5 separate regions of the Mus musculus genome follow, and regions 1, 3, 4 and 5 are each linked to region 2. A link is a loop called in an ENCODE intact Hi-C map of the cell type or tissue named here. Cell type or tissue: heart. All regions are shown on one strand. Links, peaks and the distances in the headings refer to the core of each region. The heading gives the core; the rest is flanking DNA.

What was found. Peaks named below come from ENCODE experiments on the same cell type or tissue, not always from the same donor. Only the 100,000 strongest peaks of a DNase experiment are listed, where the experiment ranks them.
Region 1: it touches region 2 in a loop (2.8-fold over the local background); 10 of 42 quality-filtered maps call a loop at or near these places.
Region 3: a loop joins it to region 2, with 3 times the contacts of the local background. A loop is called at or near these places in 33 of 42 quality-filtered maps.
Region 4: a loop joins it to region 2, with 3 times the contacts of the local background. A loop is called at or near these places in 37 of 42 quality-filtered maps.
Region 5: a loop joins it to region 2, with 2.8 times the contacts of the local background. A loop is called at or near these places in 16 of 42 quality-filtered maps.

Annotation. Positions count from the first base shown.
Region 1 is chr9:21,134,601-21,140,469 of GRCm38, forward strand. It overlaps Cdc37 (cell division cycle 37), which reads right to left. Exons shown (of 8, transcript NM_001378796.1): 8 at 4,831-5,363. The coding sequence ends at 5,208. Among named protein-coding and RNA genes, the nearest start is that of Tyk2, 6.3 kb to the left of the region's middle. In heart, for the core only: CTCF peaks have their summits at 548, 2,845 (motif pointing left) and 3,046; DNase peaks (open chromatin) are centred at 511, 2,031 and 2,962.
Region 2 is chr9:20,997,407-21,003,275 of GRCm38, forward strand. It overlaps Mrpl4 (mitochondrial ribosomal protein L4), which reads left to right and starts at 5,331. Exons shown (of 9, transcript NM_023167.2): 1 at 5,331-5,591; 2 at 5,678-5,744; 3 at 5,848-5,869. The coding sequence starts at 5,535. In heart, for the core only: CTCF peaks have their summits at 1,153 (motif pointing left) and 3,608; a DNase peak (open chromatin) is centred at 5,465; H3K4me3 peaks cover 761 bases; H3K27ac peaks cover 674 bases.
Region 3 is chr9:20,912,872-20,918,740 of GRCm38, forward strand. It overlaps Dnmt1 (DNA methyltransferase (cytosine-5) 1), which reads right to left. Exons shown (of 39, transcript NM_001199431.1): 24 at 5,564-5,679; 25 at 5,245-5,449; 26 at 5,035-5,171; 27 at 4,426-4,599; 28 at 2,851-3,069; 29 at 1,026-1,218. It overlaps Mir7081 (microRNA 7081), which reads right to left and starts at 1,293; the gene lies at 1,219-1,293. In heart, for the core only: a CTCF peak has its summit at 3,493 (motif pointing right); no DNase peak of the experiment used is centred there.
Region 4 is chr9:20,898,160-20,904,028 of GRCm38, forward strand. It overlaps Eif3g (eukaryotic translation initiation factor 3, subunit G), which reads right to left and starts at 431. Exons shown (of 11, transcript NM_016876.3): 1 at 385-431; 2 at 219-265; 3 at 1-8. The coding sequence starts at 404. In heart, for the core only: a CTCF peak has its summit at 3,507 (motif pointing right); a DNase peak (open chromatin) is centred at 3,492; H3K4me3 peaks cover 1,114 bases; H3K27ac peaks cover 1,185 bases.
Region 5 is chr9:20,949,930-20,955,798 of GRCm38, forward strand. Dnmt1 (DNA methyltransferase (cytosine-5) 1) reads right to left here and starts at 3,050. Exons shown (of 39, transcript NM_001199431.1): 1 at 2,779-3,050. The coding sequence starts at 2,858. In heart, for the core only: a CTCF peak has its summit at 3,233; DNase peaks (open chromatin) are centred at 1,702, 2,662 and 3,012; H3K4me3 peaks cover 2,697 bases; H3K27ac peaks cover 2,319 bases.

The DNA of each region.
Region 1 (5,869 bases), core at 265-5,264, 140 kb after region 2:
CATGCCCAGTGGGCAGACACCGAGTGGTCTGAGCTGGAGGCCAGGCTGCTCTCTCTCTGCTTTCAAAGGGCCAGCTGTCTTTCCCTGCTGACACTCTGTGGTGGCTCGAATGAGTGGGCCCCACAGACTCATATATTTGAATCTTGGTTTCCACTTGGCATATCTGTTTGGAAAGGGTCAGGAGATGTGCCCTTGTTGGAGGTGTTGTCACTGAGGGTGGATGGGTTTGAGACTTCAAAGGGCCAAGGTATTCCCAGTTCTCTTTTCTATGCCTCCTGCTTGTGGTTCAGGGTGTCATCTCATCTACTTCTCCATTCGCGTGCCTGCCTGCTGCCATGCTCCCCACCATGATAAAGGACTCTAATTCTCTGCAATTCTGATCCCCAAATAAATGTGTTCTTTTATAAATTGCCTTGGTCATGGTGTCTCTTCACCGCAATGAAAATAACTAAAACAGTCTCCTCTGCCACTGCCCAGGCCACAAGAGTTCAATAGCAGGAAGAGGACTGTGCCAAATTCAAGAGCCGGCTCAGATGGGTGGAGTCCCTCTGGAGTTCGGAAGCTGAAATAGAGGGCCTGGATCCTGTACCCAGCACTTCAAACTGGGTGACTCATAACAATAATGGCCCTAATAATCACAGTAATAATAAACAACAGCTCTTTCCCCCCCAGGGGATGCTGAGTCACGAGCCGGGGTAGCCAGAGTTTGGCATTCTCCAAAGGTCCCAAGGCTTGGCTTTTTCTATTTTTGGTTTTTCAAGACAGGGTTTCTCTCTGGAGCTCTGGCTATTCTGGAACTCATTTGGTAGACCAGCCTGGCCTCAAATAGAAATCTACCTGCCTCTGGTTTATTCTGTTTTATTTGTGTGTGACATTTAGGCACATACATGTACACAGTTGTGGAGGCCAGGGGAAAAACCTTAACTGTCATTCCTTAACTGCCATCCACCTTGGTTTGGTTTTGTCCGAGACAAGGTCTCATTGGCCTGTAACATCCCATTTGGATAGGCAAGATGGCCGCAGGCTCCAATGGCTACCGGGCTAATGAGCATGCAGCACCCTTCTGCTTTTGTGTAGGTTCCGAGGCTCAAACCTCACTTCCTTTACAGTTCTTTGCAGACTGAGCTCTTCTGGGCTGACTGGGCTTCTCCCCCTCCCCCTCCCCCTCCCCCCTGTTTCTGTTTGGTTTTGTTTTCATATTCTTTTGAAAGATGGGCAGGGTCTGTGGAGTTCACTTTAGCCTGGGCTGACCTCAGACTCAAAGCCCTTCTGCTGTCTCAGCTTTCCAGATGTTGGAAGTACAGATATGAGTGCCAGCCCAAGTCTGCCAGTTCATTCACAGCAGGACAGACATCCCACATTGAACAGTGGAGAGAGAAACCAGCTACCTGAGGCTACTGGGAAGGCCTGTGTTTGTTCTTCTGACCCAGAGGTCTTGTAGAACTTCTGCACCCTAAACCTGTCCATTACTCAGCAGGAATACCCAAGGGGTTTCCCCAATGGGGACTTTCCATACGAAGAGGGACAAACCCAGGACAGCTGGAACAGGTTTCAGAAATGAGGGGATTCCCCTAAGCAAGGCAGGTCTTTGGGGGAAGGGCTTCCCTAAAGTTCCCACCAGACCTGGGAAAAGCCAAGATAAAGAATTGAAAACAAAGTCTGTTGTCTTCTGAATGGGAGGTCAGGGAACAGTCAGGCCCCTCTCTCCTGAGGACTGCAAGGTGACTTGCTGGGAGACTTTCAAAGAAGGTTCCATGTCCTGCTGTACATGTGTGTAGCAGTATTCTCTAGAAACTGTGTCAACCATGGCAGAGAAAGGAAAAACTACAGAAATAGGGTGGCAAAAGATGACAGCCCACAGATGCCACTCTGTTTCTGCGACACCCCCACCCCCACGTAGCTTTGTAGCTGTTTTACTTCTCCGTATGTAGGGTCATCAACTGAGCTGGTAAAAATGAAAGCAAAGGGCTTGCATTTCCCTGCAATCGAGGACCCGGTTCAATGTGTCTAGGAGCCTAGGGGGGTGGGGACAGGAAGCCACCAGAGACTTCCTGACAGCCCAAGCAGCTAATGGGCATCCCTCTACAATGAGCTGCTGAGATGGCTCAGCGGATAATGACACTTGCCACCATTACTGACATCAATACTTAGTTCTAGCTCCAGTTCCCACAGAGTGTAGACACAGAAACTCCAGCTGCTTTTCAATGTCTACACAATAAGTATATCAATAAAAATTTTAGACCTATTTGTGGAACTATTTTGTTATGAAAAAACAAAACAAAGCACACTGAGACAAGATAGCCTAGGCTGAACTCGGTCCATACTTGTGCCTCAGCCTCCCAAGTGCTGGGATTATAGACATGTACTCCGTAATCAGCTATGAGACAACTCAATGAGTTAAAAATATAACCAAACCAGACTGTCAAAGTAACTCACAACCTATGTTCATCACAGCACTAGGCAGACTGAGGTAGGTTGACTGTCACAAATTCCAGAGTAGCCTGTGCTACAGTGAGACTTAATCTCAAAAATCACGAGCTGGAGGAATTACTGTGGTCAAGAGCACTGATTGCTATCCCAAAAGAGCTCAATTCCCAGCAACCACATCATGGCTCATGACCTTAAAGTACACACACACACACACACACACACACACACACACCCCATGTGTTTGGATCACCTGGAACTGAGTTACACACACACACACACACACACACACACACCCCATGTGTTTGGATCACCTGGAACTGAGTTACAGACCTACCTTTCAACTAAAGAATACTGGGCTTGTAAAGATTTGTGGCTCACTCCTGCCCTCTGGTGGATAGACACTTGGACACAAGAGCATTCTGGCCATTCTGCAAATCTTTTCTGTGGGCCTACTGTGCGTGCTCCAGTCCCCTTTCCCAGTGCTGTGGGAGTCTCAGGGGAGAAGGGAAGGAAAGGCTCATAGTGCCTGGTAGTCTACAGGTCATACCACACCGGTGAGGCAGTCCTGCGGCTAGTGTGAAAGGTGAGAGGTTCAGAGAGCTCCCAGGAACATGTCTGGGAGGTGCACTGCACCGAGCTAGGGCTGGTTAAAATGTTTTTTCATTCTGTTGTTCCCTGAGATAGGATCTCACTGTGCAGCCCTGGCTGGCCTGCAAGTCACCATGTAGACTAGCCTTGCCTCAGATTTTGGAGATCAGCTGCTTGCTGTCTTCCAAAGGCTGAGCTGGGTCCTGAGTGAGAAGCAGTTCCCAGAGGACAATGCCCTAAAAGGGGGATGGATGAAGGGTCAGAATCTTGCCTTTGGCTGATTTCAACTGATGCAGCTCACTGCACCATTTTTGCATGTTTGTTCATTTGCTTATTAACTTTATGTTTTAGGTTACACTCTTCTGTAGTATGCTGAGTTGGCTCTCTCCTGACAGCAGGTAGCATGCTGTAGGAATTAAAACTGCCAAGCTTGGTGGCTAGTGCCTTTCACGGCTGAGCCATCTCACCAGGTCATGCAAGTTTACTTTCTCACGCGTAGCCCAGACTGGACAACCATGTGCTTTGTGTGTGCCATCGGCATTAGGCATGTGTACTGTGCCTGTGTACCGTAGGACCCAGAGGATGCCCAGTGGCCTGCTCTATCATGCTTCATGTTATTCCTACTCACAGTCTCTCAATCTGAAACAAGACCTGCAGCCACCAAGCCCCAGGGACACGGTCTTATCTCCAAAGACACCGAGGTTACAGGAAGTGCACACGGCCATGTCCAGCATTTTGGTGCTGGTATCTAAACTGAGGTCTTCTCAGGCCTCTGTATCGAGAGCTATCCTCTCAGTCCACCACCCTTAACTCCAGAATTAAATCCAACTTTGGGCCTGGGATTTGCAGATGTGGCACCACACCCAGTTTATGCAGGGTAGGGCTAGAAGCCAGAGCTTCCTGAATGCTAGGCAAACACTCTGTAAACTAAGTCCTTTAATTCATTTTCACCGAGACAGTGACTCACTGGTCAGCCTAGCCCGGCCTTGAACACATGACCCTTCTGTTTCATTCATTCTTCAGAATGATACATGTGCTTTAAAAAAAAAAAACAAACAAAAAACAAAAAACAAACATTGCTGGAACTGAAACCACGCTAAGCCAAGCTCTGCCACTAAACTCTAGCCAGAGCCCCAGGCTACATTCTTTCTAACAGGAGAAATCCTCAAAGTTGCTCCCCAGGACTGGAGAAAAGACTCAATGTTGCAGAGGACACTGTGTTCACTCCAAGTAGCCACATGGTGGACTGAGGGCCACTGGGAACTACAGTTCTAAGAGATTCTGGCCTCTGCAGCCACTACATGTACACGTACAGAACACTCATACACATAAATTAAATTTTAAGCCAGGAGTGGCTCATGCTTTTGATGCCAGCACTCAAGAGGTAGTGAGTGGCACGTGGATATCTGAGTTTGAGGCCAGCCTGGTCTATATAGTGTGTTCCCAAACAGCCAAAGATACATACAAAACCTATCTCAAAAAGACATTCGGGCGTGCGAGCGTACACACACACAAATAAAAATTTAGAATAAGATGTTCCCCTAGCAGAGGCAAAGTCTAGTGTGAAAGGCCACATATATCTCATGCCCAGGTTACCCTCAAACTCGTGTCCTCTTGTCTCCATGGAGTGCTAGGGGGAGAGGGGAGACAGAGGGAGGAGTTAGGGGAGGCTGAGACAGACAGTTGGAGAGACACAGAAGGCCTAGGACTTCTGAAGGGTGAGGACAGGGCAAAGGCATGGATGGCTGTTAGCACTCCAGTTCTCCCCACCTAGGTTCACCCTCTGCCTCAAACAGCACTGAACCAGCGGCCTCCAGCACCTGGAACTGTTTATTGGACATTGTTGCCAGTTGCAGGACAGGAAGCTAGACAGAAGAAAAACAGTGACCATAGACCCATAGGGACAGACCTTGCCTAGATGGGGACATTTGTATCCCCAACCCGGTGGACCAACCTGGCAACTGCTGCCCCTCCCCAGGCCCCCAGGACTTTGGCATAACGCTGATGGGGGTAGGAGGCTGCAGACAGCAGAGCCCCTCAACCCGAAGCAGAGAGTCTGATGAGCGCTGGGGACAGGTGGGAGGAGAGGGGACACGGGGCAGGCCATGGGCCAGGATGTGAGGAGCAGCACAAGTGAAGAAGTTGGGAGCTAGGGACATGGTGGCTAAGTTTCCTTTTCCGGAGAAGGGTCACGCACTGACGTCTTTCTCGTTGCCCGCTTTGGGGACGGCTTCCAGCAATGGGTCCCCGGGGCCCGCCTCCTCCCCCTCCTTGGCCTCACCAGACTTGGAGTTGGGGACCCAGAGGCCAGAATCGATGCAACGCTGCATGTGATACTTGGCATCCTGTGGAGAGAGGGAGGACAGCAGATGAGGCCATGCCAGCAGCATGATGCCCAGTGTCCCCTGCACCTCCTTCAAGGCTGCTCAGCACCCACTCCACCCAGGACTGGTAATATAGAACTGCAGAAGCTAGCATGTGACTCAGCGGGTGCAGCAATTGCCCAGTGTTCTGAGACTCTACCATTCCAGCACCACAGACAAGCAGATATGGTGGTACACACTTGTGATCCCACCAATTAGGAAGTGGCAGCAGGAGGGTCAGGAGCAAAGGTCATCAGTTATGTAGCACATTTGAGGTCAGCTTGGGCTACATGAGACCCTGTCTCAAAAAACAAACACACAGACAAAAGGGAGTGGTGACAGCTATGCTCAGCAGTTAAGAGTACTTTCCTCCAAATCATGAGGACCAGAGATTACAATCCAGCACTTAAGTAACCAGCGAGGTAACCTGAGCACGCAGGGGACAGAGCAGCTCTATCTGTGAGTCTGGAGCTAGCCTGGGAACAGAG
Region 2 (5,869 bases), core at 614-5,613:
CTGTGTCAAGGAGATCTCTAAACGTCCACGTCTGTCTGTCTTTATTGCTCATCCTAAAATACATTTTACATTATTATATGCTTGCATGATGTGAGAGAAGCACGTACATATTAAGGGATTCAGAAGACAGCGTTGTGAGGGTGGTCGTCTCCATGTTTACGTGAGTTCTGATGAAGTCAGGCTGTCAGGCTTGTGTAGCAAGTGCCTTACTCACTGAGCTCAGCTCTCGATTTTTTTTTTTTTTTTTTTTTTTGAGAAAGGGTCTCATGTGATCAAACTAGCCTGTAATTCACTATGTAGAGCCAAGGCTGGTCATTTTTCTTCTGCCTCTGGAATTAACAAGTCTGTATCAACACACCCAATTAATGCAGTGCTGGGCACTGAACCCAGAGCTTCACGCATGCTAGGCAAGCACTCTAGCAACTGAACTACAAACACTGTGACAACTGAGTGATAAGCACCATGTCAAAAGAGCTATAAGCACTACACCAACTAAGTTATATGCACTAGATCAACTGAACCACAAGCACTGTACCAACTGAGCTCTTTTCCCAGGTTCCTTTCATATTTATCCCAGCCAATAAGTGGAGTTAACTGAGGTGTCCTTTGACAGATGAAGGGATAAAGAAAATGTGCACATTGGGTGTGGTTCTAGAGGCCCATAGTCTCTGTTATGCCAGAGGGTAATACAGGAGCAATATAATCAAGAGCCCCAGCCTGGAGGCTGGACAGATGGCTCAGAGGCTAAGAGAACTGGCTGCTGCCAGGCAGTGGTGGTGCACACATTTAATCCCAGCTCTTGGGAGGCAGAGGCAGGGAGATTTCTGAGTTGGAGGCCAGCCTGGTCTACAGAGTGAGTTCCAGGACAGCCAGGGCTACACAGAGAAACCATGTCTTGAAAGAGAGAGAGAGAGGGAGAGAGAGAGAGGGAGAGGGAGAGAGAGAGGGAGAGAGAGAGAGAGAGAGAGAGAGAGGGAGAGGGAGAGGGAGAGGGAGAGGGAGAGGGAGAGGGAGAGGGAGAGGGAGAGAGAGAGAGAATGTGTGAGAGTGTGAGTGAGCTGGCTGTTCTTCCAAAAGTCCTTAGTTCAGTTCCTACTAACTGTATGGTGGCTCATAGCCATCTATAATGAGATCTGGTGCCCTCTTCTGGCTTGCAAGCATACATGCAGGCAGACTGGATGTATATTTTTTTTTAAAAATATTTATTTATTATTATATCTTAAGTACACTGTAGCTGTCTTCAGACACAGCAAAAGAGGGCATCAGATCTCATTACAAGTGGTTGTGAGCCACCATGTGGTTGCTGGAATTTGAACTCAGAATCTTCGGAAGAGCAGTCAGTGCTCTTAACCATGAGCCATCTCTCTAGCCCCCTGGATGTATACTTAATAAATAGAACAAAGGGGGAAAGATGCTGCATGGCTTCTTAAAAAAAAAAAAAAAGAGGCCAGCCTGGGCTACATAGTAAACCCTAAGGCCAGTCACAGTGGCAATGCTTGTAGTCCCAACATTGGGGAAGCTGGCCAGTCAACCTGGAAGCCAAACCAAGACCCTCAGATTCACTGGCCAGCCAGCCTGGCTGAATCCAAGAACTCTAGACTCACTGAGAGACCCTGGGTTTCATAAACTAAGGTAGAAAAAAAAGTGGGCAATGGTGATGCATGCCTTTAATCCTGGCACTCTGGAGGATGTGAGTTCAAGGCCAGCCTGGTCTACAGAGCAGTTCCAGGACAGAGAAACATTGCCTCAAAAAACAAAAACAAACTAGCTAAGGTGGAGAGGACAGAGCAGGACACTCACTTTGACCTTTGTGCATAGGTTTCCTGTCCACCCTCGTACCCACTCACACACTAAGAATAGAAGGACTAGAGAAAGGATGCCAGCACCTGAGAGGCAGAGACAGAAGGGTCTCTCAGCAGACCACAGCCTGAAAGGAAAGGGAAAAGAAGGAGTGTTATTCAGCCCTGTTGTTATACATGGTAGGCGATATTAAATGTAAGTGACCAGACGGAAACACACATGTTCTCTTTGGTGAGGAAAATAAAAGCTGAATACAGACAGGCATGGTGATGCACGCCTTTAATCCCAGCACTCAGGAAGAAGAGGCAAGTGGATCTCTGTGAGTTTGAGATTGGCCAGCCAGAGCTACGTAGTAAGGCCCACTTTTTGCACTTACAAAGACTTGGATTTCAGGTTTGTCAGGAGGACTCCACAGGTAAAGATGCTTGTTGCCAAGCTTCACATCTGACTTTAAGACCTAGGATACCAAGCCGGGCATGATGGTGCACACCTTTAATCCCAGCACTCGGGAAGCAGAGGCAGGTGGATTTCAGAGTTCGAGGCCAGCCTGGTCTACAAAGTGAGTTCCAGAACAACCAGGGCTATACAGAGAAACCCTGTCTCAAAAAACCAAAAACAAAAACAAAAACAAAAGAAAGAGAGAGAGAGAAAGAGAGAACCAATTCCCACAAATGGTCTTTTGATCTCCATACCCACATGTGTGCCCCCAACACAAATGAATGAATGAATAAAAAGATAAACAAACAAATACCAGTAAGAACAAACCCCCAAAACACTAGGTTCTTGGGCCAATGAGACGGCTCAGTGGATAAAGGTGCTTGCTACCAAGTCTAACAACCTGAGCTTGATCCCTGGAACTTATCTAGTGAAAGAAAAGGACTAACAACTCAACATCACCTTCTGACCTCCACATCTGCAGCTTGGCATATGTATGCCCACTCTCAACTGCACATAGAAAAGGCACTGTTGGTTAGAATAAATCCTTGTTTTCTTTGTGGTGCTGGAGATAGAACCAAGGGCCTCATGTATACTTGGCTACCACTGTTTAATAGTTAATTAGTAAATCTAATAGTATATCCTAGAAATGTTCAAAAATATATCAGTGAGGCTGGGGCTCAGTGGATAGGGTGTTTGCCTAACAAGCAGGAGGCCCTGGACTCCAGCCTCAGTACTACACGAACAGCACATAGTTCCACAAGACAGTCATGTTAGCACGAGAAAGGCAGAGACAGAAGATCAGGGTTCATGGTTATTCTCAGCTACATAGTGAGTTCCAAGCTAGGCTGGGCTACATAATACATGTCTGAAAATACATAAACTGATAACAAATGCAAAGACGACGACGACGACAACAACAACAACAACAAAACTATATGCATTTAGCCCAATAATTACATTCTCCAGGGTCTGCTCCACCAGTGAGTTATGGCACTGTGTAGCCTGGAACTCACTATGTAGACCAAGGTTGCCTGAACTCACTAAGAACCACCTGCCTTGGTCTGCCTCTGCCTCCTAAGTGCTGGGATTAAAGGCTTGTACCACCATGCCCGGCCTGCCTTGGTCTTCTGTTGTCTCTTTGATCACAAGGCTCCTTCAGTATTAGAATCCATAATGCTGGTTACTGAATTTTCATCTCAAGCCAGGAATTCCACCCTTTGTACTCCTCATTTACAAAAGAATCACAATTTTCCCATTATCCAGGTGATGAAAAGGAGGTTGGCTCAGAGACCAGAGTCCAAGCTCTGTCCAGCCCTCATAGTGGATGGCAGTGAGCCAGGTGTAAGCTCTCAGCACCCCCTGAAGGTCAAGTGTGGAACAGAGACAAACCATAAACTCTTTCAATTATCTTTGGAGAGGTTCTTAGTGAGGTGATCTGGATCTGTTCATGAGGTAATTTTTTTTTCCCCTCTGCCCTGGGAGAGTCCTAGAAGGACAGGGGGCAGGATCCTGGATTAGATGTGAGTGGAGGGACACAGGGCTGATAGGAGGGATTTCAGAGGGATATAGCCAGCCCTGGAGAATCTAAGAAATACTGAAAGCTTTCTGGCAGGACTTTCATTTAAAGAATCAAACACATCTGGAAAGAGGAGGCTGGAGGATTTCAAGATTACATACTGGAGTTCTCTCTCAACAAATAAATAAACCCCATAGGGGCTGGAGAGATGGCTCAGCTGCTAGGGCACCTAAACTGCACAAACATCTTGATCTTTAGCACTAAATAAACCAGCATGGTGGCACATACATATAATCTCAGGACTCTTGAGGTGGGGGGCAGAAGAATCAGAAATTCAGCCGGGCATGGTGGCGCATGCCTTTAATCCCAGCACTCGGGAGGCAGAGGCAGGCGGATTTCTGAGTTCGAAGCCAGCCTGGTCTACAGAGTGAGTTCCAGGACAGCCAGGGCTACACAGAGAAACCCTGTCTCAAAAAAAAAAAAAAAAAAAAAGAATCAGAAATTCAAGGTTACTCTTGACTACACAGAGTTCAAGGCCAGCCAAATCAGACCCCTTCACACACCAAAGAGAGGGGGAGGGAAGATCAGATAAAATTAGATTCACCTGGTCATGTAAGCATAGCGGTGCAGACAACCAGCAATCCAGACCTCCGGAAGCCAGACAGGGAGACTCTGAACTCAAGGTCATCCTTGGCTACACAGAGAAGCCTTGTTTACAAAAGAATAGGATGGCGTTTGAGATGGCTCAGCTGGTTAGGTGGCTTGCCACCAAACTGGATGGCCTGAGTTCTATCCACAGAGTGAAAGGAAATCGCAACTCCCTTGAGTTGTCTTCTTACTTCCACACTCAAACACAAAAATAAATTAAGAAAACTAAAATAGGAGCTGGAGAGATAGCTCTGTGGTTAAGAGCACTGTCTGCTCTTCCCGAGTTCGATTCCCAGCAACCACATGGTGGCTCATAGCCACCTATAATGGGATCTGATGCTCTCTTCAGGCATGCAAACAGAGCACTTATATGTATAAAATAAATAAAATATTTCTTAAAAGTAAAAAATTAAAATACATATATATTGAAAAAGCGAAAAATAGCCACATGACATGGACATGGCACACACCTTTAAAATTTTTTTCTTAATTTCCAGACAGGGTCTCACTCTGAAGTCACTATGTACTATATAGACCAGGCTGGCCTCGAATTGCAGTGTTGCTTCTGAGTGCTAGAATTAAAATCATGCAACACCACGGCCCAGCCCAGCACACATCTTTAGTCTCAGTACTCAGGAATCAGAATCATGTGGATCTCTCTGAGTTCGAGGTCGCCCTGCGCTGCATAGGGTGAGTCAGGAGTGAGACCCTTACTCTAAAAGACAAAAGTCAATTCATATCAATAATGGTAAAGGGAGAGAAAGACACAGGAAAAAAATGTAGGCAAAATACGCAGTGTAGCAGGAGGCTCATCCACGTTCAATAAAAAAGATAAACGCTTATTAGCCAGGTACCGCCCAGGTATGGGCGGACCCTCCATCAATACTTGAGGTTCATTGGTTAAAAGAGAACCGCGTCTCTGGGGTTTGCTTCCCGGCACCCGGCTCTGGCTCTCCGGTGTCGGGGCTTCCGGCTGTCAAGTGGAGCTGATCCACAGCCTCAGGCTTCGGGACCTGGCGCTGATGGCGGCGGAATCGCCTTCGTGACGTACCCGGCGCACATACGACGTCATCAGCCACCGCCGCGAGCGTCCGTACCGCAGCGACCTCGGCGCTGCGAGAGGTCCTCCGAGATGCTGCGGTTGTTCCAGGCCGCTTCCCGGGCCTCGCTTCGACTCTCTGGCTCCCGGGTAGGGCACTGAGCTGAGGTCAAGGCCGGAGGTCAAAGGTTGAGAACCTCCGAGAGCACCTCTAACTCCCGCCTGTCATTTTCCAGGTCATCCACTCTCTAGCGGAAGGCGCGGAGCGGCCGGCCGAGATTTCAGAGCCGCGAGATAGCGCTGGTGAGACGACCGGGACCTTGACACACAGAGTGGGGGGAGATAGCACAGAAGGTACTGAGCTTTGATCCTGACCCTTGACCGCTCATTTGTCACCCCCCGCCAGGTCTCCTAGATCCTGTTTTGCG
Region 3 (5,869 bases), core at 463-5,462, 85 kb before region 2:
GCTGACTACATACAACCAACACGGGACTGAAATGTACTCCTCCAAGAAGGGGGACGCTCTCAATACATATCAAAACCCTAGGCATGGTTATTAGACGCCTACAAAAACAGTCTCGGATAAATTTTAATGCTGTTAAGACAATAAAATGTTGCATTCTCCATTACTACTCTTAAAAAGCGAGTGTTGACTTTGCAGAGCACCTGAAATCAGACCTGTGCGCACGGACGTGCAGTGAGCAAGGATGTGCAGCTCAGCCCCAACACCTTACATGTTAACAATTGGCCTGCTAGCCACTACCTCTCTCTGTGTCAATGCCCAACACCGCCTCCACCGCCCGCTCGCTGGGCATCACGGCCAGTTTATGCCGTGTGGGAACCCAGCCCAGGGCTTCATGTGTGCTAGGCAGGAACTCTACAGATCAAGCCATATCCCCAGCTGCACTCTTTCCTTTAAAAGCCAAAATCCCACACCTAAGACTCAATTGGAGGTGGGGGAGGTGCTGGAATTAAGACTTGTGAGTACAAGTCTTAATTCCAGCACTTGGAGGAGACAGGAGAATTTCTGTCAGTTCAAGGTCAACCTAATCTGCATACAGAACTCTAGGGCTATACAGTGAGACCCTATCTCAAAAGACCAAACAGACAGCTCTGGGGAGATGAGGTAGCAGCTGCTCTCTCTAAGGACCCAGGATCAATTCCTAGCACCCACACGGTAGCTCACAATTGTCTTGAACTCCAGTTTCAAGGATCTGATGCCATCACACAGACATATATCATGTGGGCAAAATACCAATTAATTCTCATGAAAATAAAAATTTTTTTAAAAATTCACTAAAAAAAAACAAAATAAAAAACAGATCTACACATGAATTAGCTGCCTCCTTAGCTTCTCCTGTCGAAAGACACACCCAGGATTAGCCTAGCGTCTGCTGAACAAAGGCCCTGTCTCACTGAGCCCTGCCCCAGCCCGAGCCACTGTCTTGGGCACCCTGCTCCTGCACATTTGCCCCTGAAGCTTGGCTCCACCTCGAGGAAGTAGAAGCGGTCAGGGCCCCCTTGTGAATAATCCTGGATGCTCTCAAGTAGGTCTTCCCCGTACTCCACGGTACAGCGGCCCTGCACGTCGCTGAAGTTCACCACAGCTTCCTCGTCGCTCCAGTAAAGCATGTTGATGTCAGTGTGATAGGATCCGTTGTAGGACCTGTGGGTATTCTCAGGCCTGTGAGGAGGATACCAGGGGAATACTACTTTACCACAGATTTATAATCCCCGGCCGAGCACCCTCCTCTGAAATGCCTGGACCAGCAACTGAGAGCCGAGTCTGAGAACAGGAATCTTATTAGTCTTGTACACCTCACACCACAGCTTCAAGGCCTTTTATTTGTTGAGAGTGTCTTGCTCTGCTGCCCAAGCCGACCTCCAACTCAGTGATCCTCCTGCCACAGCACTTCAACTACCAGGATCACAGACATCAGCTACCATCCCCGTCACCCAGGTCACTTCAGGCAGCATTTAAAAACTATTTATTCATTTTTATTTAGTGTGAATGGGTAATTTCCGTCCGTGTATGTATGGCTACAGGTGTGTACAATGCCCACGGAGGGCAGAGAATGGCAGCAGGTCCTGTGGAATTTGGAGTTACAGATGACCGTGGCCACCATCTATCTGGGTGCTAGAAAACAAACATCAAATCTTAAGCACTGAGCCATCTCTCTGGTCTCTACGTAGCATTAAGTACACCTGTGGCAGCCTGTAAGAAGAGATCAGTTGTAGAATTTTCAGTATTTTGGTTTGAGGATGCTCAACCAAACTGCACCATAGAAAAGACCACATCCCAGTCCAGTCAGCTTGGTGGCCACCAACCCTTACTTGGCCCCAATACCACAGCAGGAATAGGATTCCTGGGCACCACCAGGGACTGGTGTACTCTCTGCCTTCATCCCACCCATCAATGCTGGGTGCCCTGCTCTTTTGTTTACCACACCCATTATTACAAAGACTCTAGGAAAATCAGGTGTAGTAGCAGGTGCCTGCTATCCAACCCTTGGGATGCACAGACAAGGATCTCAGGTTCCAGCTGTGCTGGCTGGTCTCACGTTCCAGCTGTGCTGGCTGGTCTACCTGGTAGTTTTCTTTCACAGAAGCCCCTCATCACTTCCAGCTACAGGATTTTTACAAGGGAAAGACAGTGAGGGCTGAGGCAGGAGGATCAATATAGTATTAAGGCAGGAGTGGACCACAGAGTATGTTTTAGGGGAGCCTGAACTCCAGAATGAAACCCAGTTCTGTTTTGTTTCTCTGTAGCTCTGGCTATCCTTGAACTCACTATGTAGACCAAGCTAGCCTCAAACCCTAGGGATCGAACTGCCTTTGTCAACCAGTTAACACCCATTCACAATCAAAGAAGCAGAAAGCACCCACAAATGCACAAAGGTATAAGATGTGTGTGTGTGTGTGTGTGTGTGTGTGTGTGAGCGCGCGTGTGCGTGCGTGCGTAGGGGAGTGTGTGTGTGTGTGTGTGTGTGTGTAGGGGAGTGTTGAGTCAAGCCAAGGACTGGAAAACAAACTCCAGAACCAGCAAGGAAGGTGCAGAGCAGGCTCAGGGAGGGCGATGCAAGAGCAGAGAAAGGGACTGTGGTTTGGGAAGGAGGACCCAGACAAATCAGGACACAGTCATTGACACCAGCTCTTGGTCCTTGTCAGACATAGGTTCCCCACTGGTCTACAACTAGGAATGCCTGAAAAGCTCCAGCTCTGCAAACACACTCGTGCCCTCAGGATAACCAGAAGCAGCCACCCCCACCAGCAGAGCCTCCTGGAAGGCCTCTGGGCAGGCAGAGCCCACGCCCACCTGTAGAACTTGTAGAGCCTCAGCTTGATGTCTGCCTCGTTGACCTTGCCTTTCTTCTTGCCACAGTGGATCTCTTTTATCCGACCGATGCGATAGGGCTCTGGAGCATCCAGGTTGCTCCCCTTGATGTAGTCAGAATACTTGCGGTAGTGCTCAGGGTACAGGGTCTCGTTCACAGGATCCTTCTTTGGGCGTTTCACGGGGCTAGCCACTTTGATGCTGCAGAGAGGAATAGTAAAGGGTACAACTGAGCTTGGGGCTAGAGCCTAGATGATTGGTTGGAGTGAGCCGATTCCTCGTCACATCCAAGTACCGTCAAGGAAAGATAACGCAAAAAAAATCTCATGCCACCCAATTCCCAGAGCTCAGGTGGGTGTGGATGCTTTCCGCTTGGACACGACTTTCACTTCCTGGACTATGGAGAACAGATGTAAGGCTGTAAATGTGATGGTGAAGGATGGACCCTGAGAAAGCCTGAACTTGGTCTAACTTATGACAAAGCTGGCTGCCCACTCTGGGTAGCAGTTGCCTTGACTTTCTTATCTGGGCTCTACAGTCTGCTCTAGTCCCAGAGGCCCCTCTGAGAACTGTGTGTGACCTCCATGCTGTGCCTCTACCTGGCACGGAACTTTACAGGGGGCAACCTATAGAGGGCACCAAAGACAAGCAGTACTAGACTGGTAAAACACCTAACACCAGTAGCACAGAGGCCCCACCCAATGCCTCAGTTCCATGGGTCAAACGACTAAGCTGAATTTGGGGGTTAAGGTCCCACTGGGCACGAGGAAAATGGGTCCTCAAGTCTAGATCCTGAGGTATAGTTTGGTAAACACAAACGGCAATTCCAACTTTTGCTAGTGTTGAGGACAAAGTGGATGGAGAGTGAAGGTGATGATGTCCCAACATCCAACACGTGGAGTCTGAGGTATCCTGTCCACAGTAAAAGATCTCATTTGCCAGACCGTGGGTAGAGCACTGCATCTTCAACAGGCTTCGAGTCCTGGCAGACAAGACCCCATCAGCTTCAGGAAAAAGACTGCAGGGAGAAACCCAAGCCTGAGGCCTCCCGGCTGCTGAGAGGCTGAGCTGAGGGAGGAACAGACTGTCCAGCATGGTGGGTCTCACCCAGGCTCACGACACTCACAGCTCAGATGCAGAAAGAAGGCTCCCGAGGCAGTGTGCTAAAGGTCCCCAGGGCTGCACTATTAGCAAGCCATGAGCATTTACAAGGCTAGGAATGTCCCTGGAGATACGCCCTCTGTTGCCCTCAAGGGGCTGCGACAGTGGCAACAGAACCTCTTCTCTCCTTCACTCCCTAACCAGATGACACGAGCTCTGTCACCCTCAGGCTTGTGCTGGAACTTCCAAAATGAGCCAGAATATGGCTTCCATATTACAACTCAGCTACATCAGGTACTTTGCTATAGTAATATAGCTAATAGCTCTGAAACTGAAATGCAGTCATTAGGTTATTGGCTTCTCACTAGAAACCAGAATGATGGTCTAACACTGGCTTATAGGATCAGCTGGGATATCACAAAGCCAGCTGACTGGTATGGGACATGGGACACTCACTTGAAAGTAAAGGCCTCGGGAGGAAGGTACACACTGTCACCCAGTCGGTAGACAACACCATTCTTGGTGATGGAACTGCAGTAGACCCGGCCATCCACCTCCTCAATTTGTTCCAGGACCTTGGGCATTTCTTTTTGTCTCAGCTCAGCCAGCCGGATACAAGATAGGCAGAACCTGCAGAAGCCAAGGCAAGAGCAGAAAAGCTCGAGGCTCTGAAGTGGCAGGAGCAGCCACTGAAACCCAAGAACATCTGCAGGTATCTGGATAATTGCCCCCCTTCTTTATGTCTGCACTTTGTAGACAGCTCTTGGGGACCACAGCTCAAAGATAGAAATCAATACTAGAAACAAGGCCGAGGCTGTGAACAGCAGAGGTGTGTTCTGCCAGCGTGTCCAAGGCCCAGGGCTACAACGCAGCACCACAAATGAGGATTTTTAAACAGAAGGCCACACCTTGCTCAAGGTAACCTCCAACCGGTCCATACATTTTAAACATTTCCATATGTTAGGCCTCTTTGGTCAGCAAAGAGCACAACTGGGAAGTAAAACTTTCTTGACGCCACAGAGCAGGGTGGGCACGGGGAGGCCTGCTATTGGCTCCCACACTCACTTGTGCTTGTTGTCCTCGGTCGGCTGGGTCTTGGGTGGGGATTCAAACCTTGCGTACTCCTGGTTGTACCAGAGCTGGAAGAAGTAAGTCTTGCCATCCTCAGCCCCAGGCAGTGTGGTCTCAGGGTCTGTGCCTCCCTATGGAGACAGACTCGTGTCAGCCTCGGCTCTAACGGTGGGACAGAACATAGGGACGAAAGGAGGAACTCACCTCCATGGCCCAGTTTTCAGAAGGGGCTTTGTAGATGACCTTGACCTTGCTGTGGATGTAGGAAAGCTGCATGTTTTCGCACTCGCCCACCAGGAACAGTTCCAGGGGGTCGGAGGTGGCTCCCAGGACTGTGTCTGTCCCAGCGCAGAACCAGTGCGCATGGAACATCATCTGACCATTTTTGTCTTCCCACAGAGCTGTGACCCTGCAGTCATAAGACAGGACGGGGAAGAAATGTCTCATGTAACCAGCAGAACCTGGGGTCTGTTCTGACAAAGTTGGACTTGAGGTGTTCAAGAGAAAAGGCAGGCATGCATACCTGGCTAGATAGAGTGGTTTGGAGGAATCATCTGGAATGACCGAGACGCAGTCGCCCACCTCTAGCATCTCCTCATCGATGCTCACCTTCTGATAGTAAGTTCTATTCTCTTCAATCTGAAAGCAAGCGATGGAGCCCAGGTGATAGTCACATCCAAGGCTCTCACTAGATTTAACCTGGGTGGCGGCTCTCCCTGACTTCCTATGAAAATTACTTGGGACTAAGGGTGTGTGGGTCAGCAGTGCAAAGTGTACTTAAGAGATACCAGGCTCTGGGCTCCATCCCTAGCAACCCTTAATAAACAAA
Region 4 (5,869 bases), core at 605-5,604, 99 kb before region 2:
ACATTTGTCTGCCAGAGGGAATTCGGGGAGGAAGGTAGAGTGAGCCACGGGACGGGAACTTTCAAGTCAGAGAGAGAGTGTGTGTGTGTGTGTGTTGTGTGTTTGCGGGTTGCACCGGGGGCACAGCGCAGGGCGAGGGTGGGGCTGGCCACGCGCGGCCCTAGCCGGAGCGTGGGCCCCGGGAACAGGCAGCGGGCGCGGCCACGCTCGGCACTCACCGTCCTCTCCCTCCTCCTCCACCTGGTCGGCCCAGCTGGGCTTCGAGCTGCGGGGACAGGAGATTGGTGAGCGGGTCCCGGCCCCCCGCGCCGCCCAGACCCCCACGCACCCCAGAGCAGCCCCCACGCGGCCTCCCCGGCGACCCCATCGCCACCCCACGCATACTCAAAGTCGCCAGTCGGCATCTCGAAGTCTTAACTCCACGCAGCTCCCAGCCCGGGTAAAGACAGGAAGCCGGAGTAGAAGAGGCTTCCGGTGCCGCGGCCGCAGCCTAGAGCGGCCAGACCGCGGTGAGCACAGCGCCTCCCTGCGGACAAAGGTGGACACGCGGCTCTCGCGCACCGCAAAGCGCTGAGATCCAACCTGGAAAAGGGGTCCAAAAAAAAGCTTCAAAGAACTTTTTAAACTTTTTTTTTCCCCCTTTGGGTAATGGGGCTAGACGTGAGTGTCTCACTCTATAGATAGGATAGCCTCACAATCCTGTCTCAACTCCAAAAGGCTGAAAGTACAGGCTCACGAGCAGTATTCCCAGGGTGGCCTTGAATTCATAGCTGTCTTTCCACCTTACTCTCGTCCGTGCTGGGAATATGAACATGAAATCGCCACACCCGGAACTGATTCGTTCTCTCCCTCTTCCCGGAGAATTAGTTTTCAGCCATCAGTAATCGCAGTGCTGGAGGTGGAAGCTGGAAAATTATGAGTTAAAGGCCATTTTCAGCTACCTCGTGGATTCCAGACTAGCCTGCGCTCCATGCGACTCTGTCTCCAAAACTAAAGGTGTCTTGCTTTGTTCCCCAGGCTTGCCCCTGAACTCCTAAACGCAAGGAATTCACAAATAGCTGGGGCTATAATTGTGTGCCAACAAGCTTGGCTGAAAAGCACGTGTATCAAGAATGCCCTCGCCCCACATCGTTTAGAGGATACCAGGATTCTGGTTTGTTGAAGAAGAAACAGACTCAGACCAAACCCTTTTGTCCTGTGCTAAGACGTCCTTTCTTTGAATAAGAGGCCACCTGGTCTCCTGTGCCTCCTTTGCTGTGTAGCATGCTAGGGTTTATCCTACAACCTTGTTGTGCGTTTGTATTATTTGAAGACAGCATGCTTGTGCATACATAGCACACATGGAGGTCAGGGGACACTTTGCAGACAGTCTCTCCTTCCACTATGTGGGTCTTGGGATTGATCTCAGGCCTTCAGGCTTGGCAGCCAGCCTCCTGCTGTGGTCCAGGAGTCCCCTCACAGACCACACGAGCCCCAGTCTCAGTCAGAGAGAGGCACTTTATTGAGCATACATGTCAGGACTGGTTAACCAGGGCCACAGTCCAGATTCAGGACCTGAACTGTGACCCTGACTTAAGATCCTGCAGGGTTTTTAAGCCTCAAATCCACAAACATCTGGGCCAAGTCACATCACCAATCAGGATTCAGAAATGGGGGGTTTACCTGGGAACATGGTTTTGCCTTACACGTATCCTGCTCCCATTGGTTGGGTATTCAACGGTGGCAAGAGACTTTCCTTGTTGAACATTCATGTCTCAATGTGCCAACCAGGTTGTCAGTTACCCACGCACATGTCTTTCTGCCAAGTAGGATGCCAGTTTCCAGGGAGGTCTTGGGAACTTAAACTTTACTCAGTCATTACTCAAAATGGAAGTCTTATTCCAAAGGGTTTCTTATATTGGTGCAGTTCTCTCTCTCATCTATTTATTTTATTTATATAAACTTGAGCTGTCTGAAGACACACCAGAAGAGGGCATCAAATCCTATTACAGATGGTTGTGAGCCACCATGTGGTTGCTGGGAATTGAACTCAGGACCTCTAGAAGAGCTCTTAACCACTGAGCCATCTCTCCAGGCCAGAGATTTCTCTCTTATGTTGGAGTCCATCCCAGGGACAGCTTATACAGACAAATACCATAAAAATTTATATATGGCTAGTAAGTGCTGCTGGGTGGTTGGTTCAGGTCAAAGCTTATTATGGGTAACTATTCAAAAAAGTTCTACTAACTTCTATCATGATTGGTTTCCAAGGGCACAGGGCATAACAGAATATGTAATCAGTTTTGGCATTAGAAAGTTTCCTAGTAACAGCAGAAACATATGAGAAAGTTTCCTTATAATGGTAGGCTAGCCAAGTAGGCTACCTAGGCCTTGACATTTTATCTAGGCCTTAATATTTTACCTAGGTCCCAGTACCTCCTTAGCTGCAAAAACGTTGCAAGCTCTATTCCTGCCACCTTAAACTCTCTCCAGTGCTAAGCTCCTGTCAAGTAAGTGGAGGTTATATCAGATTCTCTGCCGTAGGAACATCCACTCCAAGTCCATGTGTCTGTTTGGGATGCTGGTGGGGAACGGAAAGCAGGGAGTTGGGCACACTAATACTGACCTATACTCCTAACACTTAGAACTTGTATCTTAAGCTGGCAAGATGGCTCAGTGGGTGAAGGCACTCTCCACAAGCCTGCTGCCTGGAGTTCAACCCTAGGACCCATCTGAGGGAAGGAGAGGACTAACTCTAGCAGGTTGTACCCTGAGCCCCACACTTATGCTGTGGCCTGTTCTCACACACTGCATCGTAGTGGGACCCCTGTAGAATCAGAGGATCTAGGGTGAACATCAGAATGAATAGCTGCTTTCTAGATGGACTTCGACCTTGAAGAAATCCTGTGAGACTCTTCAGGATTCAGTCCAGAGGCTGAATGTCCCTGCTCCCAGCTCCCAGCCAGGCCTCGGGGCTAAGAAGGACAACGCTTCATAAAAATGTAATGGGTCGGGCGTGGTGGTGCACACCTTTAATCTCAGCACTCGGGAGGCAGAGGCAGGCAAATTTCTGAGTTTGAGGCCAGCCTGGTCTACAAAGTGAGTTCCAGGACAGCCAGGGCTACACAGAGAAACCCTGTCTTGAAAAATCACACACACACACACACACACACACAAAATGTAATAGAATCAGAGGAGGTCAGGCAACATCTAAGGATGGTATGGCCTTAAAAGGAAATTGGTTAACTAACTTACATTTGGTTTTTACTGTTGTTCTCTCTAAGGACACAATAAACAAAATGGTCAGTTTCAGTGCTAGGAAGGCATAGGCAGAAAATCCGAGAGTTTGAACTCAGCTGGGAATGAGGAAATAGAGTGGGGTCGTGAGTCAAGTAACAAACAAAGAACAGACTGAAGAGTTAGTTCCAGGTCTCCGTCCTCCCGGCTGGAGAACACGGTCACTTTAAGTAAGGTTTCCTGGGGTGCCTGTGTTTTCTTGTGAAAAAAACTTGTTGCAGTTGTCACTAGAGGGCAGAGTAGGACAGTGAGAAGGAAGGAGGTTGGGGACCAAGGAAAGAACCCCAGCTGCAAAGCTACCTTTTAGAAAGGACCCACTGGGGACACACACATGGCTGAGGCAGGAGTGCCACCTCAAGATCAAGGCCAGCCTGGCTTACACAGTAACATCCTGTTTGTAATGAAAAAGAAAAGAAAAAGAAAAGAAAAACGGCCAGGTGGTTTTTAAAGGTACAAAATTAAAATACTGATAGGATTTCTCCTTGGAACCTAGTAGTTTGACAGGTGGCAATTTGTATGCAAAGACTTGACAGTTAGAAGGCTGTGCAGTGGAGGGGAGGAGCTGCGGATACCTGTCATCAGCTCGGGTAGGAGCCGGGAGCCTCCAGAGGCCGCTTGCACTGCACAGTGAAAACCCATAGATAAATAAGTAGTGTTGCTCCTTCTCTGGGGAGCAGTCTTGTGTAGCTCTGGCTGGCCTCAAACTCGCTACGCAACTGAGGACGACTTCAAGCTACTGCTCCTCCTACTTCCACCTCCCCAGTGCTAGGATGGCAGGCAAACATTGTCCCGGCTGGTTTATTTCATGTTACAAGTGGAGCCCAGTGCATGCTGAGCCCCAGTGCACGCTGGGCAAGCCGTCTTAGGCAGATTTTTCTTGCTGTGATAAGCACCATGACCAAACGCAACTTAGGGAGGAAAGGGCTCATTTTATCTTACAGCTTGTAGTGCTATGCTGAACGAAGCCAGGGCAGGAACTTAAAGCCTGAAGCAGAGGCCATGGAGGAGCACTGCACGGAGGAGGCTTGCAACCCATGGCTCCCACAGTTGGCTTTTGACTGTTTTCTTTTGGAGACGGTGTCTATCTCCCGCCTGTCTGGGGACTGGCTATTTAGACCAGGCTGGCCTCTAACTCACAGAGATCAACTGCTTCTCCAGTTTGGGGATTAAGGCATGAGCCACCATGCTCAGTCCTTCAGTAGTTGAAAAGCAAAACAAAGCAAGAGATCACTGTGTAGACCAGGCTGGCCTTGAACTCACAGTGATGATCCACATTCCTCTGCCTCCACAGTGTAGGAATCAGGGGCGTCTGCTATGCCTGACCCTTAAAACACGTTTTTAAAACATTTTTTAAGCCGGGCAGTGGTGGCACACACCTTTTAATCCCAGCATTTGGGAGGCAGAGGCAGGCGGATTTCTGAGTTTGAGGTCAGCCCGGTCTACAAAGTGAATTCTAGGACAGCCAGGGCTACAGAGAGAAACCCTGTCTCAAAAAAAAAATTTTTTTAAAATTTATTTTGTGGGGCTGGAGAGATGGCTCGGTGGTTAAGAGCACTGACTGCTCTTCCAGAGGCCCTGAGTTCAATTCCCAGCAACCACATGGTGGCTCACAACCATCTGTAATGGGATCTGATGCCCTCTTCTGGTGTGTACTCATATACATAAAATAAAGAAATAAATCTTTAAAATGATTTACTTTGTGTGGTTGGTTAGTGGAGATCAGAAAATAACCTTCAGGTATTGGTTCTCATCTTCCATCATTTGGGCTCAAGGGATCTAACTCACACATTAAGCTTGGCTGCAGGTGTTGCTGTGGCCCTTGCCCTGTCCCCGAGCATCATGTCATTACTGAAGCTTTTCCCTTCACTGTGGCTCAAACTCCCCTTCAGCCTGGCGCCATGCACTACCCCTCAGGAGGCAGATCTGAGGCTTGAGTTTTTTGCCTCTATGCTGGCTCCCTTTCACTCCTCTAGAGGCTGGGTGTGAATGTGTGGTGGGGGTGGAGAGGCAGGGTTGTTAGTTTGGTACTTGAGAAGGGGGGGGGGGGGGGCAGGAGGTCGAGACTAGCCTCAGCTACACGAGTCTGAGAACGGTCCAGGCCATACAGAAGACTATCTCAAAACCAATGTAATTCTGCAGCATTTACCAGGGATTTGATGGATCTCTCAGATCCTGTGGCATTCCACCCACTTCTAGGTATTTGCCTTTAAAAGAAACACAGTGCTGTTTCGCCCAGCCCTTTGGCATATACTAGACGAATCCCTTGAAACAGATAATGCAGCTGGAAATAGTGCCTCACACCTGCATACAGCCTAGGATACATAAATGAGCTCAGGGCTAGCCTGAGCTACAAAATGAGACGTGTCTCAAAACAACTAGCATAAACTGTCTCAGGTCAGTCTCACACCAATGACCCCAGCACTCAGGAAGCCAAGGCAGCCAGATGACAGTAAGTTCAAGGCCAGCCTGTGCAACAAGTGAGAACGAGAGAACGCCTGGCCTGGACAGTGGAGGTAGGTAGGCATTGCTCAAGGTTGCTCAGGGTACGTAGAACAAGTTGATGTGTTTATAAAAAGAAGGGGGATATGTTCTA
Region 5 (5,869 bases), core at 367-5,366, 48 kb before region 2:
TCCATACACTGTACAGACAAACAGATAAACGTAGTTACCCATGGCTTGGTGAGACGGGCACTTGTTACACATTCTTGACAAGCCTCAGTTTGATCCCAAATCCACATAGAGGTGAGAGAGTAATAAACACCACAAAGACCCCTAACTGCCACGAAGACCTCTATATGCCACTGTGGTGCATATGCACAGAAAATTAAAAAGCTGTCCCCTAACACATACCTTCGTGTATATGTACATATATATGTGTATATATGTATATCACACACACCACTTATACACAGGTTTAACAAAAAATAAGTTAAAAGCAAGCCAAGCATGTAACACGCATCACTCCAGAGGCACGAGCGTGGCAAGATCAAGACCAGATGAACTACACAGAAACCGTGCCTGGAAAACAAGTTTTAATTTAAAAAAACTGAAAGAAATGAAAAACCCATGCCAACCAAGGAATCTCAGCTATGGAAAGGACACCCCCTGCTCAGGAAAAGAAATCCCTCACCTTGCAAGGTGTGAATGTCTGAAATGAGACCTTAGTTGAATTCTAACTTGTGACCCTCCTGCTCCTGCCTCCTGATGTTACAGGCCATGGCCACAACATCTCACTAAAAAGCATGATTTGATTTTTGAATGACACAAGGTTTACTATATTTCAGAGAAACTGTCAGTCTGGGGCTGGTGAGATAAGAGGAATGCTACCAAGCTTGATGGTCTGAGTTCCCATACCCAGAATCTTGTGGAAAGGCCAGTTCCTGCAAGGGGTCCTGACTGCCACACAAGCTGTAGCATAGACCCACATACACACTTAAAGACTTACAATCCAAATGTTGAAGATACTATATTTTATATATCCAGAGGAACTATGCACACTTCTATTTAAACAAACTGCCATTTAAATACAGAATAGCAGCATGGACGGAAGCTACCTCGAGGCCTACTCAGCTCCTGGACTATCCTCCCAAATGCAGGTACCTCTCAAATCTCATACTGTAGATATTTTGCTAGTAAGTTTTTCTAAATCAAGAAAAGCTAAGCTAGGCACAGTGTCACATTCCTGTAATCCCAGCACTTGGGTAGATACAAAAGACCAAGGCTAGCCTGGGTTAGACGGCCAGCCGGAGGCTAGCTTGGCCTACAGGAATCCCTTCCTGGAAATGAAAACAAAGCATACACAGGTAAACCAACCAACCCGAGAACAGGAAAGACAAAAGACAGAAAGGCAGGTTACAGACTGTCTAACTTTAAAAAACCAAATACTTTAATTATGTATGTATTTTTTGGTAGTAAAAAGAAATCTGTTGAGGTGTCTCACAAAGGCTTCAGATTTTTATGCCTATACAATCAAAAAACAAGCATTCAAAAAACGAACCCAAACCATCATGATGGCACATGTCAGTAATCCCAGCACTGAGAAGACACAGGCAGAGAGAGAGAGAGAGAATCCCAGGCCAGTCTCCAATACAAGTGAAAGGGCTGAAGGTGTAGCTCAGTACAGAGCTTCAGGTCCAACCCTGGGGGCGAGCTGGGGGCAGGGGTGTTTGACAAGGGGAATTCAGCCGCTTCTCCCACTTTATCCCCCAAAGCTCAAATGGGAATCGGCCTGGCATCACCCCAGTAAACTAACCCCCGGGATAGCAAAAGCAGACTCAGAATCGGGTTGGGATGTGTCCAGCACTAGCAGGGCACCTATGACTAATGCTCAATGACGCGCGGGACAAGCTTTCAGGAATGAACGGATTGACGATGCCCTTCTGGAACAGGAAGCGGGATCCAGTGTTCCCGCCAATCCTTGCACACAGCCGTCCTCATGGAGGCGTGGAAGGTACTAGTGGAGGGCCCATTACCCAGGTCTTCCTTGATTGCTTGGGGAGGGGGGGGGGAGAGGGGGGATTCATATGCACTGAAATGGGGGACTTTACCTGCCATCCCTCACTCCTCGAAATAAACACTGGACAATGTAAAAAGCTTCCTCGATGGCGCCAGGACCGAAAGAACTGGTTTACAGGGGCTAAAATAATAGGGCGGGGGCCGAGACATCTCACTACCATTCATCTTTCCTTCCCCCTGATAAACACTTTGAATGGAGTTAAAGGTTTCCTCGATTGCTCTGGGATCTCGGGACAGAGTTATGTCACTGCCAAAGTGGAGGGCCCATTCTGCAGCACCAGCTCTTTCCAGGCAGAGTCTCTTTGATAGCTCCAGGATCGCAGGAGCTCCTTTACGTTAGGATGAAAACAAAACAAAATCCCACGAGGGCTTCAAGCTGCCCAGGCCCGGCCCGGCAGGATGAGAGAGAAAAGGTCCTAGGACTTGACAGCGGGGCTGGGAAGGAGGGCCCTTCTGAACCAGGGCCAGGGGAACCGGCGGAGGGACCCTCGGGTGGGCGCGGCGGGATCTGCAGGGCACCGGAAGTGGAGGCTGGAGCGGAGTGGGGGCTTCAGGGTGTCCACAGGCCGGGAGAGGGGCACTTCCTGCACACCCAGGAGCCTGGCTGACCAAAGAGGGGAACCCCTGAGGGTGTCCCCAAGCTTGTTCTATTTCAGAGGGCTGATCCCCTTGCTCCCTCAAGCTCCCAGTCAATGGGCTTGCCAGCACCCCGGCCCCCACCCATTTTGGCGCCAACAGCTAAGGGCACGCGCGACAGGAAGCACAGCCCGCGCCAAACGCTGCCCCGCGCATGCGCGCCCTGGCTGTCAGCGGCCGCAGGGCCACCCGGAGATACCCCCAATATATGCCTCGGCATCGGTCCCGCCCCTCACCCCCACCCTGCGTGGCACCTACCGCCTGCGGACATGGTCCGGGAGCGAGCCTGCCGGGGAGGCAAGCGCAGGCACTCGGGCTGGAGCTGTTCGCGCTGGCATCTTGCAGGTTGCAGACGACAGAACAGCTCTGAACGAGACCCCGGCTTTTTCGCGCGCGCGGAAACCAATTGGGAGGGGGCGGCGCAAGCGGAAGCAGCATGTACCACACAGGGCAAGAGAGTGGGGGAAGACCATGCTATGCCCGAAGGGAGTGCGCATGCGCGCAACGGAGGCACCCACACCTCCTGGCTATAGTGGGCTCGTCCGTGCTGCGACTGGCGCCACCCACCTCCCCCTTGCCTGAAGAGGTGGCTCGGCACTTGAGAGCAGGTAGTGCTGCTCTTGCAGAGGATGACTCTGGTTTGCTTGCCAGCACCCGCATCCAGCCGCTCCAAGCCCCTGTAATTCCACTTCCAGGGGGTCCTACAGCCTCTTCTGGCCTCTATGGGCATTGCACTCACATGCACAAACACAACTTTAAAAAAAAAAAAATCTTTTGAGTCTGGCAGAGGCTGTGGCATGCATGCATTTGATTCCAGCACTCAGAATGCAAAAGCCAGAGGATCTCTGTGTATTGAGCCTGGTCTAAAAACAAAATCTTCTTGAAAAAGGAAAAAGGTAGGCGGTGGTGGCGCATGCCTGCAGTCCCTTACACTAAGGAGGCAGAGGCAGGCAGATCTCAGTTTGAGGTCAGCCAAGTCTATACAGTGGAGTTCTAGGACAGCCAGAGCCACACAGAGAAAGCCAGTCTCAAAACAAAACAAACAAAAGTGGGCTTGTCTGCGCAGTGGCTAGCTTCCTCCCTGGAGAGCACCCACCCACATCCAGCCACTCGAAGCCCTGTAACTCCACTTCCAGGGGAAGGCCGCTGTGGACACTGCTCTTAAATGCACCAACAATTTTTTAACCCAAGATAGGCTTGACTTTACTATCTATACAATAGATAATATGGTTGATCTTAAAGTTCAGACCTCCTGCCTCTCTCTGGTCTTGAGTGATGGATTTATGGGTATGCCCCACTGTAACTACCATCTTCACTGGAAGATGAAATGTGTGGTTCTGTAGTGTCTAACTATATGTCCATGATCCATATTTCTGGAACTTACATCTTCAGAAGGAGAAACTATAGGCATAACTCTATCCCCCTCCCCTTCTGCTCATCTTTTGTTACCATTTTGGTAAGAAATACATGAACCCTTAAACAAAAGGCCTCCCGTCTAACCCCATCTTCACCCCCTTGTCCTCTAAAACGACCATGAGCACACCATCTGGACTCTTCCTCAGTGGCTTCATCTATCAGAGCTGAAATCACCTCCTTAAAAAGATAATTCAGAAGTGAACTGGACCAATATACCAATGAAGTAGTATAGTGGTAAGGCCAGGAACCACTTCTGCCATCTGGGTTTAATAAAAAAAAAAAAAGCAGATCGCAGAGAAATGATATTTTCTATTTACCTTCCACATGGTATGGAAGGATTTAGAATATACAGTTCAACAGCAGAATATTAACCTCACAGCAGAAGCCTTGGGAGTCATCCCTAGCACCAGATGAATAAAAGAATGACCGAGGACCAGAAAGACAGCTGAGAGAACTGAGCCAGAAGTAGTCTCCCTCTGACCATGTGTGTAAGTTGACATCACATACCCACGCACATGTACACAAATGTGAAATTGTTAAAGAACTTTTCCCAACAAACCTAACTTTAAAAATCCTGAGGCACTGGGGATGGAGAGATGGCTCAGTAGTTAAGAGCACTGACTGCTCTTCCAGAGGTCCTGAGTTCAATTCCCAGCAACCACATGGTGGCTCACAACCATCTGTAATGGGGATTTGATGCCCTCTTCTGGTGTCTCTGAAGACAGCAACAGTGTACTCATATACATAAAATAAAAAAAAAAAAAAAATCCTGAGGCAGGCATGATAAAAGACATCTATTCTAGCACTTAGCATCTAATGCAGGAAGATTGGGAGATTGGAGCCAGCCTCATTACATAGTGAGATTCAGGACCTTGTCTAAAGGAGAGACAGACAGACAGACAGATAGACAGACAGACAGAGACACAGACAGAGAAAGACAGGGAGAAGAAAGGAGAGAAGAGCCCAGCGGTAGTGGTGCACACCTTTAATCCTAGCACTTGGGAGGCAGCGGCAGGCGGATTTCTGAGTTCAAGGCCAGCCTGGTCTACAGAGTGAGTTCCAGGACAGCCAGGGCTACACAGAGAAACCCTGTCTCGAAAAACAAAAACAAACAAAAAAAAGAGTCAGACAAACAGATACAGAGGGAAATAGACCCAAAGAGAGCAAGCAGTACGAGAGAGACAGAGACAGACAGACACAGAGAGACAGACAGACACAGAGAGACAGACAGACACAGAGAGACAGACAGACACAGAGAGACAGACAGACACAGAGACAGAGACAGACTCCAGGGACCAGGAATATATATCTACTTCAGTGCCTCCTCAAGTGCAATGGGCAATTTCGGATTGTAGGTTTGACAAGATGCTCAGCCTATCATAGGCCACAGGGACACCACTGGGAAAAGGAGGAAAGATAGAAGGGCAGAGTAGGGTAACCAGTAATCTCAGAGGGAAGCCTTCAATCAGCCAGAACCTAGCCCTGCCACCCAGAAACCACTTTGGAAAGAAAGGAAGGGCACAGATGGGCAGGTTTCTTGTTCAGTTGCTTCCAGTCAAGGAGCAGGGTCCTGGGAGTGAGGCCCATGCATACTAGGGATGCTAACATTGAACCTGGCCCTCACCAGCCAGATTCCCAGCCAGCTTCCAGGGACAGCTGCTTCATTAGCAACTCCTGCCTAGAGGAGAATGAAAAGTGTGGAATCTGGGCTGGCAGGATGGCCAAGCTGCCACCCCATCCTGATGTCCTGAGCTGCATGGCGGAGGGGGAAGGAGAGGACCGTCTCCAAGCTGTCCTGACTTCCACACATGCACCACAGTACATGTTAGGAACCTTCCTACACCAGATTTAAATATATATATATATATATATATATATATATATATATATATATATATATAATAAAAAGAATCAAGCAAGCATTTGTCCCATC